Regions from separate parts of the Homo sapiens genome. Here region 2 is linked to region 1. A link is an interaction called in ENCODE POLR2A ChIA-PET data of the cell type or tissue named here. Cell type or tissue: Panc1. All regions are shown on one strand. Links, peaks and the distances in the headings refer to the core of each region. The heading gives the core; the rest is flanking DNA.

The links. ChIA-PET counts read pairs that join two places held together with the same protein. Peaks named below come from ENCODE experiments on the same cell type or tissue, not always from the same donor. Only the 100,000 strongest peaks of a DNase experiment are listed, where the experiment ranks them.
Region 2: POLR2A ChIA-PET joins it to region 1 with 20 read pairs; 2 of 35 experiments call an interaction of 5 or more read pairs at or near these places.

What each region holds. Positions count from the first base shown.
Region 1 is chr7:28,872,103-28,882,276 of GRCh38, reverse strand. No RefSeq gene overlaps it. Among named protein-coding and RNA genes, the nearest start is that of TRIL, 81 kb to the left of the region's middle. In Panc1, for the core only: no CTCF peak of the experiment used is centred there; no DNase peak of the experiment used is centred there; H3K27me3 peaks cover 612 bases.
Region 2 is chr7:28,800,985-28,811,158 of GRCh38, reverse strand. CREB5 (cAMP responsive element binding protein 5) reads right to left here. Exons shown (of 11, transcript NM_182898.4): 8 at 6,637-6,960; 9 at 1,745-1,972. Among named protein-coding and RNA genes, the nearest start is that of TRIL, 150 kb to the left of the region's middle. In Panc1, for the core only: no CTCF peak of the experiment used is centred there; a DNase peak (open chromatin) is centred at 4,122.

The DNA.
Region 1 (10,174 bases), core at 2,622-7,621:
ATAGAAGGATATACCATTTACAAGCTATTAGGAGAACAAATGAGATAACTAAAAATATCTGATTAAGCTAAAAAGATAGGAAAACACAAAAGAACAAATAATAGGTGGGACATGTAGAAAACAAATGGCAAGATGGCAAATTCAAACTCAAACATATTGGTAATTATATTCAATGTAATTGAACGAAAAACTCCAAATGAAAGGTAACTTTGTTTGTTAATAAATAACAAAACATTGGTCAGGTGTGGTGGCTCATGCCTTAGTCCCAGCACTTTGGGAGGCCCAGGCAGGTGGATTGCTTGAGCCCAGGAGTTCAAGACCATCCTAGGCAACAAGGCGGAACCCTTTCTCTACTAAAAATACAAAAAAATAGCTGAGCATGGTGGCCTGCGCCTGAAGTCTCAGCTACTCCTGAGGCTGTGGTAGGATCGCCCGAGCCTGGGAAGTTGAGGCTGCAGTGAGCCAAGATTGTGTCCCTGCTCTCCAGCCTGGGCAACAGAGTGAGACCCTGACTCAAAAACAAAAACAAAAACAAAAACAAAAACAAAAACAAAACAAAACAAAAAAACAAAAAGAACAAAAAAACACGAATATGCCACTCACACGAGACTTACCTTAGATATGAAGAAAATAGAAAAATTAAAAATAAAAAGGTGGAAAAACATATACAATGCACACATTAAGATAATGAAAACTAAGATAGTTATTCTGACGAAAAATGGACTTCAACACGAGATAGTACTAGAGATAAAGAGGAACATTTTATAAGGACAAAGATCTAGCAAATTCAATCCTGAATTTGTGTGAAATAAATAACATAGGCTTACACTGTAGAAAGAGAAAAAATTGGCTGGGTGTGGTGGCTTATGCCTGTAATCCCAGCACTTTGGGAGGTTAAGGCAGGTGGATCACAAGGTCAGGAGTTTGAGACCAGCCTGGCCAATATGGTGAAACTCCAACTCTACTAAAAATACAAAAATTAGCCAGGCGTGGTAGCAGGCGCCTGTAGTCCCAGCTACTCGGGAGGCTGAGGCAGGAGAATTGCTTGAATCCAGGAGGTGGAAGTTTCAGTAAGCTGAGATCGCTCCACTGTACTCCAGCCCGGGCGACAGAGTAAAACTCTGTCTCCAAAAAAAAAAAAAAAAAAAAAAAAAAAAAAAAAAGGAAAAAAATTAACAGAACTGAAAAATAGAAATAGCCATATCTACAATCATAGGTATAAATTTTAACAAATCCCTTTCAGAAACTGATAGGCAGAAAGAAAAGCATGGGCCCACCTCTTCCATAAAAATAGATTTTCAAAATCCTCAGCAAAATATCAGAAAATGATTCTTTGTGATCACTTTGGGTTTCTTCTGGGGATACAAGACCAGTATTTGAAAAACTATGTAATTCTTCACATTATCAGAATAAAGAAGAACACCCAAATGATCATCTCAATAGCTGCAGAAAAAATATTAGATAGAATAAGCCCCCATTCTTGATAAAAATTGTTAGCAAATGAGGAATGGAAGGAAACTTTGCAAATTTAATTAAGTGTATCTCCAAAAAAAAATCTAGCTCCAACTCCGTGTAGAAATATTGAAAGCTTTGGCTGGGCGTGGTGGCTCATGCCTGTAATCCCAGCACTTTGGGAAGCCGAGATGGGTGGATCACCTGAGGTTGGGAGTTCGAGACCAGCCTGACCAACATGGAGAAACCCTGTCTCTACTAAAAATACAAAATTAGCCAGACGTGGTGGTACATACCTGTAATCTTAGCTATTCAGGAGGCTGAGGCAGGAGAATCGTTTGAACCTGGAGGTAGAGAAAAAAGAAAAAAGAAATATTGAAAGCTTTCTCTGTGAGATTGCAAATGAAACAAGGACATCTGCTGTCACTGCTGTGTTCAACGTTGTACTGGGGAGGTCCAACCATGTGCAAGGCAGCGACTGCTGGAGCGCTCAGAAGCGGTGGAATCTCAGGAAAGGGTTGGCCCTTTGAATGGAGGAGCCTCAAATCCAGCAGCCTCTTTCTAGAGAGGTCTGTGGTCTCAACAGAGTTGCACTTAGAACCAACAAGCATGAGAAGGAGCCTTAGAGAATCTCTGATAATATCTAGGGTTGACAAGAAGCTTTGGGGACTCCTGAATGACCAGGAGAGAGAAAGGTGAGAAAATCCCGTCTCAGAGAGCTGAGAACATTCCTGAAGAACCTTAGTGGGTGTTAGAGGCATATAAATATTGAAGTAGAATTATGTACAGTATTGATGCTTCCTCAACTTTTAAGAACTATTTTTGTTTATTCTGTGAGATGTCCGGGCTTTCGTTGTACTCTACAGAGCAATGAATAATTTTTTAGTATTAGTACATCCTGAATATTGCATGGGATGTACTTATACTAAACAGCTGTTTCTTTGCAATTTATTTACCTGGGCATCGTGTATTTTATTTGCTAACTCTTGCAACTCTATTGATACAAGAATTATAAATAATATTGAAGAATTTTGATTATTATATAACTGCCATCCCTTATCAGTTGCATTTGCATTTATATCTATAAATACAGATCTAAAAATGTAAACATTATACTTATTTTCTTTTGGTAAAATTTCCTTCTAATTTATTGTGGCCAATGTGTCCCTAAATGCAGAGTTTGTGTTACTGGTAGACTGTTGAGTGGAGAGATTTTCCTAGGTTGCAGGGCACCAAGAAAAGTGTGATCTGAAAGGATATTTTACAAGTGGAGAGGGAAGAGAGTTTATGGGTGCTCTGGGAACCTGGGTAGAGAGGAGGGGAAGCTGGGAAACTGGGAGCACCCAACAAGCTTTAGAGAACGGATTTTGAGCTACTCTTAATTTGTAATCACAGCAAAAATCAAACTTCCTTTGTTTGCCTTTGCCCCCTGCTGGAGCTCATTAATTGTGATTGCTTTTGTCCACCTCAGCAAACACTAAAAGTGCTGTTCTATAGACACCCCCTTTTCCTGCTCTAGCCAAAATTACTGAAAAAATCATCCGCTATGATTTTAACACTTACATTTGTTATGGAAGAGGCTGTGGTTTCAATTCTGCTTTCTTTTCATTACATCACTTCTCTTGCCTGAATATATTTCCTGCCTGTATTTCAATTTTCTTTTCTTATCCATTTTATCCTTACTAACTATTGATTCCCTCTCTTGAACCATATTCATGTTCCCTCTAGTAGATAGTGATTTTTAAATATACATTGCCAATCTTTTCAACTTTAATATTTTTCACTAGCCAATTTTCAAAGTTCTTTAAAATATGCATTTCTATAGATACACATTTCACATGCCCAGGGCTACTTTTTATGCACTCTACCATGTACCTGACTGGACTGAGCATTATGTGTACTATATTCTCTTTCTGCACCTTCATAGAGAATATAAAACTCCATTCATAAACATGACTTACAATACATCCCGGGCACAACATTTAAGATTATTTGGTTTGTATGAATATATCTCTACTGAGGAAGTCCAAATAAACAGCCTAAGGAGTCAATGTCACCACTGAAAAGAATTTATTCAACATTCACTGCACAGAAAATGCTCAGAAGATTTGTGTTGTTTATACAGAATGAATTATAAAATGTGTGGTCCATAGAGAGCCAAGAGAGTTCATAGCAGAGTTCCTAGGACCCGCCTGAGAAAGCTTCCAGTTCATCCAGGCACCTTGTCTTAGCTTTATAAACATGAAGTTCTATATAAATAATACTGAAGAAATGCAAGACATGTTAGCATTAAAGCCCCTTCAGAATAAGCACAGAAGTTAACATCTTCACGTGCCTTTATTTTCTAATGGAGCAGAAAGTGTTGATCATTTTTTGCAAAATAGCTGATGTCTTGGAGCAAAAGCAGAAAACCAAATCACTACCTTCATCTGAATCACTGGGAAGTCTGAATTATCTGTGTTTTAAAGCAACAGTTCAATGACCTGATAATAGGGTATAAGCAACAGCTAAAGTAACTCGTGTGTATTTCCAATGGCAGCTACCTTAGACCAGTCGTAAGGGGCAGAAGTTAGATAATAGATATTATTTGTAAATAAACAGTGGACCTAAACCCTTAACATCTTTCTATCTCTCATTCTCTTAATTAGAATGTTTGAACCTCATTCTTTCCCTCAAAATCTAGTTGTAGCCCAGTTACCAGGAGAGCTACCAGATATCAAGACTTATTATAAAGCCAGAGTAATTGCGATGGTGTGGTTTTGGTGCAGGGAAAGACACACTGATCAATGCAACAGCATAGAGGGCCCAGCAATATCTCACACACGAGGCAATCTGATATGAGGAAGAGGTGGCATTGCAGATGACTAAGGAGGTGAGTGAGTGAGAGTGTCTCTCTCATTAAATATGTTGATTGAGATAACATATTTAATGAATCCCTGCTTCACATGACAGGCAAAAAAAAAAAAAAAAAAAAAAAAAAAAAAAAAAATCCCCAATAGATTGCACAAAGCAAAACTTCAAGACTTTTCGGAGACAAAGAGAATATCTTTATAAACTTGAGGAAGGAATAGATCCCTTAAAGAAGACACACACGCATACAAAGAAAAGTTTGATACATTTGACTACCTCAAGGCTGGGCATTTCTGTTTACCAAAGGTCACTCAAAAAGGAGTGGAAAGGTAAAGCCACTCAATGGGACAAGATATTCATATCACGCATAATTGGCAAGAGATTAATATTCAGTATTAATAGCAGACTATGATAAGTTGATAAGAAAGAAACTAACAGAAATTAGAAAATAAGCAAAAGAAATAAATAGTTCACTGAAGAGGAAACATACATGGTGAATTAAACTGTGAAAAGATGCTCAACCTTATCAGTAATCAGGGAAATACAAATAAAAACTATAATGGGATTTGTTTTATATCTTCTTGATTGGCAAACATTTAGAATTTTGGTAGTACACAGTGTTGATGAAACTGTGGTTCAGCAAAAACTCTCATCCTCTGCTAGTGGCTTTATAAACAGATACAACCACTATGGAATAAAATTTCAAGCGATAGTTGAAAACCTTATAACTCAGAAACTCCACTCTGAATTACATAGTCCAGAGAAACTCTTGGTCACTGTGTTCCTGGAGACACATAGAAGTTTGCTCAGAACAAAATTGTTCATAATAGCAAACACAGAACAGCCTAAATGTTTATGGACAAGAGAAGAAATACATACACTATGGTGTATTTCTAATAAAGCATATACTGGAGCAGTGAAAGTGAATGAAACTCAGCAGCTCCCAAACCACGAAAGAATTTCAGGAACATAATGATGACAAGGTGCCACGATATGCCATGACAGCACTTCTATAAAACTCAAATACGAGGAAAACTAGGCAACACATTGTTCAAGGCTATGTACATACAGGATGTAATATTTTTAAAAAACAGCAAGAGAGTAAGTGCAACATTATCATAGTAGTTTTCTTCAGGAAGGAGGCGGAGCATACCAGTAAATGTAATATAGTGGTTTAAGTTGAGTGACGAGGTCACAAGCTCATTTTATAATATTTTCAAAGTTTATATATGCTATATATATTCTCTTTCATGTATCAAATATTTCATTCATTCATTATCACCATCATCAGAGTCATCAAGGACTCTTGTAAGTTTCAGAGATTTTTTTTTTTTTTTTTGAGACAGAGTCTTGCCCTGTCACCCAGGCTGGAATGCAGTGGCACGAACTTGGCTCACTGCAACCGTCCACCCCCTGGCTTCAAGCAGTTCTTTTGCCTCAGTCTCCCTAGTAACTGGGATTACAGGTGTGCACTACCACACCCAGCTAATTTTTATATTTTTAGTAGAGACAGGGTTTCGCCATGTTGGCCAGGCTGGTCTCGCATTCGCTACCTCAAGTGATCCGCCCACCTTGGCCTCCGAAACGGCTGGGATTACAGGTGTGAGCCACTGCGCCCGGCCAGTTTCAGAGATATTATTCCAACTTCCTTAACCTTTGGAGATCTAGGCCACGAGAGCTTCACAGAAAGGTTAGCCTCCTTTCGTTCATTTTCTCAGAGGACTCCTTTCAGGGTCTATTTACTAAACCCTCCTCCTCCCTCCGCTCATTTTGCCAGTTTTCTGCTCTTCACTCTTCTCTAACCATTCCCCTGGACCCTTGGCCCAGACAGCCCTCTCAGGCTCAGGGATTCTCATGCACACACAAGCAAGTGGGCCATATCTAGTCTCCTACAACTTTAACCTCGATTCAAACCTTAAGTCCTGCTGGCCTGGGAGGGGTGATGGAAGAGCAGCACCCAAGTGTGGCAGCCTGAGAGCCATAGAAGCATTAACAGAGAGGCCAAGTGAATAATTCTGATGCTTGAACCAAAGGACTTGACCACTTACTAATTCATTTAGCTAATCCTTAGAGCTATATTCCTAGAGTACATACCTTATTTAGCCTAGGCTTGGGCAGATTCTGAAAATAAGTTGGGATAAGATGAATAAAAGTTTATTGTCATATAATGCATTATCTGAACTTGAATTCATAGTGCCAAGGCTCTGTGGATTATTTAAACAGCATAGATTAAATTTTTATTGCATATTCCCATGATGAATTTTACACATGGGTCGTGGTAGATGGAATAATGGCTTCCATTTCTTCTCCCTTTCTTGTATGCATAGTTTTTGCCTTGTTACTTTGCAGATTTCTCCTCTAGAGGTATACATCCCTGCCCTTTGATTTGGGTCCAGGCATGTGACTTGCTTTGGCCAATGAATATTGCAGGTGTGACACAAATGGAGGCATCACAGATATGCCACTGGTCCCAGTGGCTGGTCTCAGACAAATGAGAGCTCTACAGAGCAGACCTAATTTGGATCTGCAGCCTGAAGTCAAACACAAATGAGATCAGCAAAGCTATCCCAGCCAACCTGCAGATGCATTAGACTGAATACATGCTTGTTATTGTATCCTACTGAGTTTTGGGTGGTTGACACAGCATTGTTTTGACACCAGGTAACTGATACCCTGGTGTAAGAATTACCACAGCTTTTCAAGGGACATCAAGTATTACAGGGACTGCTCGGCAGTAATGACAGTTTTCACCAACACATCATTATCCTCTCTTATCACCATCATTATTAGGAAAGTGTCAAGGGTACAAACTTTTGGTCAAAGGGTACAGACTTTCAGTTATAAGATGAATAAGTTATAGAGATCAAATGTACAGCCTGGTAATTAGAGATAATATTATAATAGTGTTTTGTTTACTTAAAATTTGCTAAGAGAGTAGATCTTAAGTATTCTCACCAAATACGAGCACAGAAAAGGTAAGTAGATGAGGTTATGGGTAGGCTTGATTGTGGTAATCATCTCACAACATATACATATATCAAAACAGTACGTTGTACACTTTAAATATATGCACTTTTTATTTGTCAATTATATCCCAATAAAGCTGGGTTGGTAGGTGAGTGTCATTGCTGAGAACTCTGAAGCAGATTTTCTAAATTTGACTCCTGGCTCTCCTTCTTAATAACTGTGTAATCCTGGGCAAGTGACTGCTTTAAACCTTACTTTTCTTATCTTCTTACTGTGTCTACCTCTTGGGGCATTGGGGTATTCCCAATGCTTATTACCATACTAAAGGATCTGAGAAGTCCCACAATAAAGACAGCTTTAAATTTCTTTAATCTGGTTTAACTTTGAAATCCTTTGATTTGTAGAAAACTGTTCAATATCTCACGGGACCCACATCACTTGGGACGTGCTAGTGTGCAGCCGTTGAACAATGAATTTCAAATGTGGCTTAGTGTCAGCAACATAGTCAAATGCCCTCCATTGCAGGGGCCTTTGCCAGGTTCTAAAACATTTCCTTTCTAGCAACAATAAAATATCACTGCCCTTTTCTCATTTTCTGCTTGTATGATAATAATTAGCAAAGTCTTACCTTAACTCTCCAATTTTAAGCATTAAAACCTTTGGATAACTTCTCAAATGTAAGACAGAACTTGATCCATTTAAAAGTGGGAGATTAAAATTGAGATTATTTATATTGCCCACAGAATCACCAGTTTTTCATTATTTTTTCATGTCTATGTACACTGTTCCAAAAATGAAAACATCTCTGAGCTCTTGCCAAAGAACCAAATTCACATTTTCATCTGCCTGCTGAACAGTTTTACTAGCATCTGAAATTCAAAATGCACCAGTCATTAAATGAAACTATCCTTCTTAATTTATTCAGTGGGGTTAAGACAATACCACTCTCACGAGGACCCCAGTGGAAATCCCAGAGTTATTTGTTCTTTTTCATGTCATTCTGTTTCCCTAATCCCGAGCGTTGCTGGGTCTTATAGATTTTACCCCTGTTCTATCCTTTATATCAGTCACCTCTTTTTACTTCTGTTATGATACTCAGGATCAGGAGGTGGCAAACTCTTTATGGAAAGGGCCAGATCGCAGATATTTTGGGTTTTGTGGGTCCATATGGTCTTGATTGCAACCACTCATCTCTGCCATTGTAGCTTGAAAGTAGCCACGGATGAAATCTAAATGAATGGATATGGTTATGTTCCAGTAAAATTTTATTTACAAAAAAAAACCCCAGGCTAACTGAATTTGCCAACCACTGCTCTAGGTCACCCCTCTTTATCTCCACAACTAGAACTTATGTTTGTTTAGGGATTTATATGTGCGTGTGTGTGCGTGTGTGTGTGTGTGAGTGTGTGTGTGTATGTGTGTTAATGCTTTGCAAACTCCCACACATTGCACACTATAAATATTATTTTAGTTGGCAGAGAAAGAAAGTGAGATTTGGAGGAATTAAGTGACTTCCCAAAATCTCTCAGAGGAAGTGGCAGAGCCAGGATTCAAACCTGTTTTCTGCCTGAAAGCCTAACGCTCTGATGATGGAAATTATCTGGACCACTGTCTCCTCCATGGCCTCCTGGACTTTTGCTTCCATCCTCATTATTCAGCCTAATAGTATGACCACACCATTTTTCCAAGGCACAGCCTGCTTCATGTGATGCCTCTGCTTAAAGCCTTCAGTGGATCTTGATTTCTCCACTGTGTACAGACTCATCTAGTCTTCAAGACCTTCCACAGAACAGTAGAAACTGCTTTTCTGAAAATAACTACCTGGCTGTTGTGTTGAAATCCTACTTTGTACCCAAGGCCTACTTTATGCAGCACCTTTACTGTGAATAATTTTCTACCCAACTCTCATGAGTTGAGTTCTCACGGAAGCAATCTCTGAGCTAAAGTTTCACACTCAGGAATGCCCTTGGCTCAACACCTGTGGAAGAGAGAAGAAGAAAGCAGGAGCTACAATGAACCACAGATGCAGATGACACATGGGGAGATCGGGAGCTGGAGTGGTCCTTAAGAAGTGTCCCGAGTGAGCCTAGGTCATCAAGCCTTTTACTTCTGTATCAATCAGTCAGGGCTGTGGGCTTCTCAAGAAGGGGCATGACCTTGGACAAGGTGGCTCTCTGCAGATGGGACATTCCCTGAAGGGGCTGACAGCTAAAAGTCATATGCCCCAAGCACTCCCAGCAGCTGGGATGGGCACTTACTGAAAGGGGATTATCATAGCATCTACCATATCAATCATATGTTGGATTTCTTTATAATCCCTTGATTCAACATTTCTTACACAATTTCCTATAATCTACTTTGTATTACAGTTTTATATATACTTGCATTTCTATATTTCCATAACTCTATATCCCTTCTTTGTGAGCTCCCTCAAGGATGTGGTATAGAAAAATCATGGACTTGAGTCAGATATACCTGGGGTAACTGTCGGCTTTACCTCTTACTAGCTGTGTGAGCTTGGGCAAACCCCTTAACCTGACTGGGCTTCTGTTTCCTGATGTGGAAATCGTAGTACCTATTTCACAGAGTTGCCTTGAGAATAGCAGGAAGTGACAAATAGGAAATGCTCGGTTTCATAGGAATGCTTGATAAATATTAGTTTTCTTTTTCTTGAGGGAAGAGACTCATTTTGGTGTCCTCTGGAGCAATTGTCATAGCGTCATAAACATAAATAACACTTGATACATCTTTGTTGAATTAAATCTTTGAAAGCTTCTTTAAATTCATTCTGACTACTGGTATGAATTCCTCATGCATGAAGGGCATATCCATATTGGAGCTAACCTAGAGACTTTGGAAAGAGGAAGAAGTGAAAGAGAGTGAGAGATGGGGGTTAGGAGAGGGA
Region 2 (10,174 bases), core at 2,177-7,176, 71 kb after region 1:
CATTCATTTATTCAACAAATAAGTTACTGAGTGTAGACACTACACTATAAACAGCAGATAGATAGATAGTGGGCGGAGGGAGTAGTAAGAGACAGTCCCAATCTTCCCGCGGCATACAAGTTAGTGGGGGAATCATTATCTTATTTTCCTCACATCTGCTATATGTTTCCCAGTTTCTTTCTCATCATGTCTATCACAAAAAGAATGACACATTTAGGGGGAAAAATGAACATCCATAAATTATGAAATTCAGGCCCTCATACAACACATGCTTTCCTTATATACTTTCAATTTGTACACTGGAAACCCCAAGCCATCTCCATTTAATGAAACTGGATATGCAAAGGCTTTGGGGTTTGGCACCCTAACTGTTCCTTTCTAAGGATGCACAGAGAACTAGGTGTGGGAAGAAGATAAAAGTGACCTACCAATGCCTAGTCATTAACTCTTTTTATTTATTTTTTTGAGACAGTCTCACCCTGTTGCCCAGGCTGGAGTACCGTGGTGCGATCTTGGCTCACTACAGCCTCTCCCTCCTGCATTCAAGCCATTCTCCTGCTTCAGCCTCCTGAGTAGCTGGGACTACAGGAATGCACCACCACACCTGGCAATTTTTTTTTGTGTTTTTAGTAGAGACGGGGTTTCTGCACCTTGGCCAGGCTGGTCTCAAACTCCTGACCTCAAGTGATCCAGCCACCTCCCAAAGTGATCAGCCTCCCAGAGTGCTGGGATTACAGGTGTAGGCCACTGCGCCCGGACCCCATGAACTCTTAAAATGCAGTCTCACTATGTAGGGTAATTTCCTCCCTGCCCCACTCTCTTTGGCCATTCTCTCAGCTTCTGGAAGCACTGGAGTATAATCCACAACTCTTAATGCTATCCCTGGACTGTGGGTTGCATACATGTCTATTTACTTGCCTTTTTTTTTTTCTGCTGATAAATAGTGCACATATTTTTAACATTAGAACAAATGCTCTGAACTGCATCATTATAATCTATAAAGTCTATTGGAGAAGCCTGGGTACTAGAGTTCCTTCCTTTCCTCTTAGACACTCCCAGACACTTCTGGGCCTCATTATAAAATCTCCCCAGTTAAGACATTCATAAAAAGCAAAAATTAAGCAAGATTCAAATCTTGGTGAGTTGGCAAATGAGATGAAAACATGCCTTTTCTTTCAGAGCTACATAATGACCATCAACCTTTCTTTCTTCCATGAAACAAAAATAGAGATAATCAAGTATAAGCCAAGGCAACCCCCTCAACCTAGTGAATATAATTAATGAAAAGCTCCTTTTCAGCTGAAGGTTTGTTATGGGCCAGGCACTGGGCAACTGCTTTGGAGACATTAGTTTGTTTATTGCTCCTAACGTAACAACTCTATAAAGTTATTATTCCCATTCTGTAGAGGAAGAAACTGAGAGCCAGAGAGTTAAGCCTAGCAAGTAATTGCTGAACCATGGTTTGGATCTCTGTCGGATTAAAGCCTGTTCTCCCACCCCTACAACTTAGTGGGGTAGGTCCCCCCTTCTCAGAGCTTTGTGGGCAAATTGATTGAAAACTGAATGGTTAATTTTGTTTTGCAGGGTGTCCTGGAATTAATAAAACTCGAGGAGTGGGGCTGCGGCTCCTCTGTGGACTAAGTGTGTGGTATCACTGCTTAGGTCAACAAGTGCCTGTCAGGGCCGGAAATGCCCGTGGAGCAGAGGGCCTTTGAGTCGCGGGGAAAGACACCGTGGGCTGCACCTGAAGCTGCATGTTTGTCTGGGTGAGTTCTTCTGCTTTCTTTTCCAATGACATCACCCAGACCTTCCTCTTCTGTCTGCAGCGGGTGGCAGCTGCCCGGTTCCGTTCCAGAAATTTCCGCCGCCTCTCGTCCGGATCCTCGTCTACCACCCTTCGCCGGCGCCCCCCTGTGGGCTGGGGTGGCTGTATTGTCTGGGTTGGCTGCATCTGTTGTGTTGCTGGTGAAACCTGCTGGGCCAGAGAGGGAGGAGGTGATGGGGATAGGGAAGGACGTGGTTAGGTAAGGGAAGAAACCCAAGCTGATGTTAAAAAGCAAAGCACAGAAAGTCTATCGTTTCAGTCAGCATATGAGACTTGCCTCCTATGAATGAAACAGACGATGAAATCACACTCATGAAAGAAAAGGAAAAGCATCACTGACCTATATTCTATGATGTGTTGGCAAGATATAGGAATGACTCGTGAAAAGATGTAGTCAGATGGATTTTTCCCTGACAGGCATTTGGCCGAATCATGGTAGAGGAAACATTTATTTTTCTCCTTCAACTATTAAAAATGTTTTACTGACGGTGTGTTTAAAAACTTTAAAGTAAGGGCCAGGTGTGGCGGGAGGATCACTTGAGGCCAGGAGTTTGAGACCAGCCTAGGTAACATAGCAAGACCCTGTCTCTACAAAAAAAAAAAAAAAAAAAAAAAAAAAAAGGAAAAATTGGCCAGGCATGGTGGCGCATGCCTGTAGTCCTAGCTACTCAGGAGGCTGAGGTGGGAGGCTTGCTTGAGCCCAGGAGGTTGAGGTTGCCATGAGCTATGATCGTGCCACTGCACTCCAGCCTGGGCAACAGAGCAAGACCTTGTCTCTAAAACAAAAACAAAAACAAATGAACAACTTTAAAATAGCCAATGTATGGCTACAGGGTGAAAACAGAAAGGTCAGGGTTATTATCACAATATGGATGACTCATCTGTCATCTACAGAAAACCTCTGAGCAGGTTGTGGGCTCCTTTCATTCTAATAGTGGTAAAATTGTGTTCCTAACATACCTCTGGGACATCGTTGCCACTGTGACTCCTATGAAAAGAAGCCCATGAAGCCAGGAAAGCAGATGAAATCCTATTTTGACTATTACACAGTTCTTAATGCAGAGGACTAGCTGGACCTGCATACTCCAGCCGGGCCTGCCTGCCCCTCAGAGCGCTCACCAGGGTGAAAGGAGATCCAGGAGAGCTTTCTAGGTGATTGGGAAGCTGGGCCTTTGAAAGCATTAAATTGATGCCTGAAGCAGCACTGAGCCCTGTCACACTGTGTGTGTGTGAGATAGTGAGAGTTGCTTGTGCATTACCATACAGTTACATTAGAAGGAAATCCTGAGTGGCAAAGCACTTTATTAAAAAGTTTTACTATGCTTATAGAGTCCTTGCAAGGTCTGTGTGGGACTCAGCAACATCTAAGGCTTGGAGACCCCCACACATAGAGCTTTATTTCTATTCATAAGGCAGACACACAGCACCTTGTGAAATTTCTACACCTGACTCTTTTCTTTATATGTCTGGACACCTAATGCTTTCCCTCATGCACTTCACTCCTTCCTCCTTCTTCATTCTCAATAAAAGGTGTTTTTTTTTTTCCTCTCCCATTTCTTAGTCACTCAGGTTTATGACGGTAATACCTATAAAGTTGTTTTACAAGAGACATTTAACCTGCAGAAATAACAGGCCAAAAGTTTTAAAAATGAAGCTCAACAATCTTTTCTACCACATTGCAGCACTATGATTGAAATCAATCAGAATGACTGTAATTGCACTAATAATGGCTACTGGTTGACATCAGTTGACTGATGGTGATGTATTTTAATCCAAAACTCTATCAAACCATCTATGACTAACTGTAAAAGAATCAGGCCCAGGGTTGAGGTTGAACTGCATCTTAGTAATTTTATGCAAAGCAAAGACATTTTCTTTTTTTCTTGAGACGGAGTCTCTCTCTGTCGCCCAGCCTGGAGTGCAGTGGCGCGATTTCGGTTCACTGCAACCTTTGCTGCCCAGGTTCAAGCGATTCTCCTGCCTCAGCCTCCCAAGTAGCTGGGATTACAGGTGCCTGCCACCATGCCTGGCTAATTTTTGTAGTTTTTTAGTAGACACAGGGTTTCACCATCTTGGCCAGGCAGGTCTTGAACTCCTGACCTCGTGATCCACCCGCCTCAGCCTCCCAAAGTGCTGAGATTACAGGCGTGAGCCACCGCACCAGGCCAGCAAAGACATTTTCTAGAACTGTTTGTTTGTTGGTGACTCTTTTCCTCCCGATTATAGAGGAATAACAAAATAAATTAACTGTCTAAGGTCTTACTCATCAGAGTTGCTAGTGAAGGCGTCATCCTTGTTATTGGCAGGGGCTTAGCACTTGTCATTCCAGATGCTAATTCCTGAGCTAACTACTGCAAAGAAAAGCATTAAGAGGGAATGTGCTAACTGCTCGGATATTTTTGCCTTTAACTGTTTCCTTTTGTGAATTATAATCTCTTATTGCCAGCCCCAGACAAAACCCTCAAATAGGAAAAAATTGATTTTTAATCTCCATTGCAGGGACTTATCTTTCAATTCTGTATCCTCCTACCCTAAGTTTAATCAACCTGTAACCCATGATACTTTTCCTGTGCCTTCACCCAAAGGCATAAGTGACGTGGTTTCAGGTGTAATTAGGTTCAGGATTGATTAAGAGAAATTCCTTGAAACCAGCACTCTACAATCACATCCTTACATGCAGGAGGAGCACAAGAAGCCAGGAGAAAATGCAAATACAACCCTAAAACCAGAATTTGTATACCTGGTAATTATTGTCGCTTGTAATTTTATTTTTAAAGCAGAATTCTCTTGGCATAGATGCTCTGAAAATTTTGATCAAAAGTAATAAATTATAATTTCAAAAAGGCAGATTTTATTCCAAATCACCTTAGAATCTCAGAGTTCAAAGGATTCTATTCCTACTTTCAGATAATCATACAATTAAGCAAAATGGCAAGATCTCAGTAATCAGCCAAGTTAATACAATTTAAGAGTGGTATTTTGGGATACTGCCTAAATGATCTGGTTCAAATTTTAGCAAGACCAACCTGGGCTCTTTCTTTTTAGCATACAATTAAAAAAAGCAACTGTTCATAAAGCTAATTATAATAGCAATTAACTAATTGCATATACTATTGGCCACTTACTGACTTGAAACAGAGGGCAATTGGCTAATTGGTAATTAGCTAGTGAATGGCTTTTATATTCAAAGAATTGTTATATAACTTGCTCTGTGAAATAACTTGCCCATAAAGGCAACCAAACCTTGATGTTCTCGTTTCCTTATAAACTAAGTACAAATGTGAATCAATTTGCCCATCATTGACTTTGTAGTTTTTTTTTTTCTTTCTAAATACATGTTCTAGTATGGCGTTTGACTAAAAATGTGACTAAAAATGTTCTCTGGATAGCATTTGATTGCTATACAATTTGCTAAACTTCTACTGGTTTGGAATAACATATTTTGAACACTGTGTCAAGGGCTTTACAGAGATTCTCTTATTTAATACTCATAAGAGCCTAGGAGTTTAGTCTACTATTACCCAGCCCCATTTTACAGATGGGAAAACTGAGGGGTAGAGAGGTTGTTTCTGTTCACAATCACACAGTGAGGAAGGCAGGAAAAAAATTAAGGTTATCTCATTCTAATGCTCAATTCTTATTCACAATGTAGAACACCTCTAAGAACCTTGCAAAAGACAGTTTATCTAATGAATAGCTTCGAGAGTTGCTTGTGCCTGACCCATTCTGTGGATGGCTGTCCAGGTTTGGTGCATGTTAATGGAGGGGGGCTCAAGAGTTCAAAAAGCTGCCGGGTATAAAGTCACGTCTCCAGAGGCAGATGACAGAGGAGACAGTGAATAAGTGTTTTTTGGCGGTTCCATGCTTCCGACACCCTTCTGATTCAGCTGGTTGGAAGCTGGCAGTGTGGACTGGGTGGAAGGTATGGATGAAAGTCATTCTGCTTGAGGATCCAAAGTGTCTAGGCCCAGCCATGCTCCTGGACATGCCCTTCATCCACTTACTAAAACTCACTCCAGTACAGGACTCGCCTCTCTTCTTGGCCGTGGGTGACATAATGTCTGCCTGGTCCCCCAACCCTCTTTCAGTTTTGTCTAAATGCTGGCTTTCTTTGCAGCCACTCCTGGTGACTCTCACCCACTGGGATTTGGCCTTTCTCTTGGTCTGATCATCTACAGAACTTGGCTCTCTTTCTGTTCCCTCCAACGCATTTCTCATTCAGGGGGATGAGTCACCTCTCTTCACCATTTACACAGCACCTTACGCCCTAGCATCCATGATGGAGCTTCTTTGTCTGCCTTGAATTGTTACTCTTTAGATTTTTAACATTCACTGTTACTCAGAAGATTGCCTGTTGTATTTAACTTCCATTTTACAGGTGACAAAATTGAGTCTCTATGATGTTTTAAAACATAGCAGCTAGAACCAGGGTTAGAATTAACTCGTTTTTCTCATTCTTAATTCACATCTTTCTTCACAAGCTTAAGTTCTTCCTAATCCATTGATTCATATTACTTTTGAGAGGGGCTAACTTTCTGACACACTGCAAAAATAGATTTTGGAGAACTTAAAGTTTATGCTTGCCCTTAGAGACTAGACCTGATATTTTTTAGTGTATTATTTATAGAAATTATGATCTGGTAGGGTCTTATGGGTAAGGCTTGCCTCCTAGGAGATAAACAGAGCCCCTAGAATGTGAGATAGAACACCTGGGCTTGTCAAACAAGATTGCTGCAAATGACCCCAGCATTAGAGCTTGCACTGTTAAGAAGGAGAATAAGAAGGGGAAAGAGATCACGGAAAAGGTCTACCTGTGCTTGGTTGCCGGTGTGCAGGGGCGGATGTGGCGAGGTCTGGTGATGTGCTGGGTGTGCATGAAGGTGGGAATGGGAGTGGTGATGTGGATGGTTCTGCTGGTGATGGGGTTGAGGGTGAGGATGGTGTGCTGGGTGCTGGTGCTGGTGTGGGTAAGGGTGATGGGGTGGCAGTGTCTGGTGCTGATGCGGGTGCGAGTGCATGTGATGGTGTGGCGTCTGGTCCTGCCGGGAGCCCATCATCTCCATCATGTGTCCCATGGTGTTCATGTTCCCATTTGACATGGCAGCAGGGTGGTGAGTCAATGCAGCCTTCAACCTCTGAAACAGAACAAAAGGGAGGAGAGAGAACAACTGAAGTCAGTCATGTACATGATAGAGATTTAAAAGCAAAATGACTCACATTTTCAATTCTATATTTTACGATGCTATTGTTAATGTTTCCTACCAGTAGCTATCTTGCTACCAGTACAAGATAGCTTTTATATTAATTTCATATTTTCTTATATATCGTGGTCAGTAGGAGGGTCAATGTCAGCCAAATAGGTTAATTCAACTGTCAAAGCCAATGGGCAGGATATCCTATCAAGAATCATACATTCTACTAAAAGGTATTTCCTATTATCCAATCATGCATTATATCGTATCTACAACTGAATGCAAGCATACACCAAAGAGCACCATTCAATATGGTGATAGCACTGAACAAAGAGACTCCATCTGGTGTGCTACTGTATTTAATTTTTTTTTTTTTTTTTTTTTTTGAGATGGAGTCTTGCTCTGTCACTCAGGCTGGAGTGCAGTGGTGCGATCTCGGCTCACTGCAACCTCCGCCTCCCAGCTTCAAGCAATTCTCTGCCTCAGCCTTCTGAGTAGCTGGGATTACAGGCATCTGCCACCATGCCCAGCTAATTTTTGTATTTTTAGTAGAGATGGGGTTTCATCATCTTGGCCAGGCTGGTCTTGAACTCCTGACCTCGTGATCCATCTGCCTCGGCCTCCTAAAGTGCTGGGATTACAGGCGTGAGCCACCGTGCCCGGCCAGCCACTGTATCTTGTAAGAGTCACAAGAACAAATGCTCTTGCCTCTCAAAATATTTCTCAGACACAGAGAATAAATAATTTCAAATTTTAAAAAGTAGAGAGCTAATCTGATTTTAGGGCTTAAAATTAGAGTTAGTAATTTACAAGCTTCGGAGGTAATGTGTAGGTCTTTTCTGTTACCATGATTTTTCTTATGGTCCCTTCCAATACTCTTAATTTTTCTCACTCAATAGCTTTCTTTTGACTTTGAGAAGGGAGTGAGGAAAATAGAAGAATATGAAGTATTGCACCTCCTTTGATGGCCACATCAACTGGCCAGATGTATTTCTAACACAAAAGCATTATCCATTCATAAGCAGACATGCACACAAATAACTTGTACCTGAGTCTAAAGGAGGGGTCAGCAAACTTTTTCTATAAAGAGTCAGATAGTCAGTATTTTCTTCTCTTATCTTCTGTGTCACAACTACTCAACTCTGATACTGTGGTGCAAAAGCAGCTGCAGACAATGTATAAATGAATGAATCTGCTATGTTCTGATACAACTTCAGGGACAGGAAATCTGAATTTCATATAATTTTTACATGTCAGAAATGTTATTCTACTTTTGATTTTTTTCCCCAGTCACTTAAAACTTGAAAACCATTCTTAGCTCATACACTGGACAAAATTAGGCAGCGGGCCAGATTTGGCCCTTGGGCCATCATTTGCTAACCCCGTTCTAAAGATTCAGTTGATAATCAGCTTAGTCCCAGTTTCTTCAAAATTGTTTCTTCTGTGACACAGTCAATTATCATCATATCCCGAGGGGCATAATGTGCTAAGGACTGTATAATGCAGTTACTCGTTGGAAATATATCTTATGCAGAGATGATTGTCTAATTGGCAAGCTCCCATTGCCTTCATGAAGTATTTACCAGGGGACTGCAAGTTCTTTCCAGATTTGTGTTCTTATCTGATTCATGATAGTGGTGTATAATTGCTGGGCAAGGAAACAGTTGTATTTAAATGACGATCAAAGCTACTATGCTCTAACACTGTACAATATTAATGATTCTCAACCAGTTACATACACTATTGAAAAATACCAATTCAATTAATCAAAATCCTTAATTAAACATAAAGAGCCTCTACCTGCTAAGAAAAAAAATAAATAAAAAACAAGAGGAAAGGATGGTAGACTGTATGTTAATATGCGGTCATCATTTAAAATATTTTTGTCATCCCGATTCGGTAGCCACATAGTCTACTTCTCACCTCTTTCATGAGCAACAGATACTGCACAACAGCTACTGACCTTCATAATCCTGAAGAAGTTCAGCATCCTAAATGTCTGGGAAAGATTAGATGCTGGGTACTGTGTTTCCTCCTTTTTTTTTTTTTTTTTTTTTTTTTTTCAGATGGAGTCTCGCTGTGTCGCCAGGCTGGAGTGCAGTGGCAAGATCTCACTGCAACCTCTGCCTCCCGGGTTCAAGCGATTCTCCTGCCTCAGCCTCCTGAGTAGCTGGGACTACAGGCGTGTGCCACCATGCCCAGCTAATTTTTGTATTTTTAGTAGAGACAGGGTTTCACCATGTTGGCTGTGATGGTCTCCATCTTTTGACCTCGTGATCCACCTGCCTCGGCCTCCCAAAGAGCTGGGATTACAGGCGTGAGCCACCACACCCGGCCATGTTTACTTCTAAACAGAAAAGTGAACTAACACTTCTCATCTCCAATTTTAAGCAATGATTTCATTGTTTTTATAAAAATGCTTATTATAAAAATTTAAGCAATGCTTTGCAATGAAGTCAGCAACAATGAAGCCAAATGCGTTGTTTATATCTGGTGGGTGAACAGCATTCCAGACAACTCTATATATGTATATGGAGAGATGAAAGAATAACTAGAATAATTTTGTAACTGTGGAATTAAAATAGCATGTAATTTTAAAAACTTTTATTTGACTATGGCACAGCAAAGAAATGAAAATCTGGGGAATTGCTGGGTTTTAGATACATGTTTCTTTACCCCCAGGAGAAGTTTTTGGATGATACTTCCGAATTTAAGGATGAAAAAATATGAAAAGAGGTTATGTTGAAATCATCATGCCTTTTTAAAAAAATGACATGATGGAAAGTATGGACTTTCTAAACTATTCCTTGTAATTTCATTACTATAAAAGTATACTTTTTATAATAAAAAATCAATTACTACAAAAATATTAGATAATAAAGTAAAAGCCACTTGCCTAGCCTTCTCCCCTAAACCCCAGTCCTGTTCCTCAGATGTAACCACCACATATCCTCAGACATTTGCTTTGCACAAAATCAAGCTGTTTTAATACATAGTTTTGTATCTTGCTTTTTGTCCCTTTAGCAATATATCTTTGACAGCCTTCTATATCTGCAAAAATAGGTAATAATAATGGCTAACATTAACTAAGTACATGCTATGTGCCAGTCCTTGTTCTATATGTTTTACAAGTATCAAGCTACCTAATCCTCAGAAC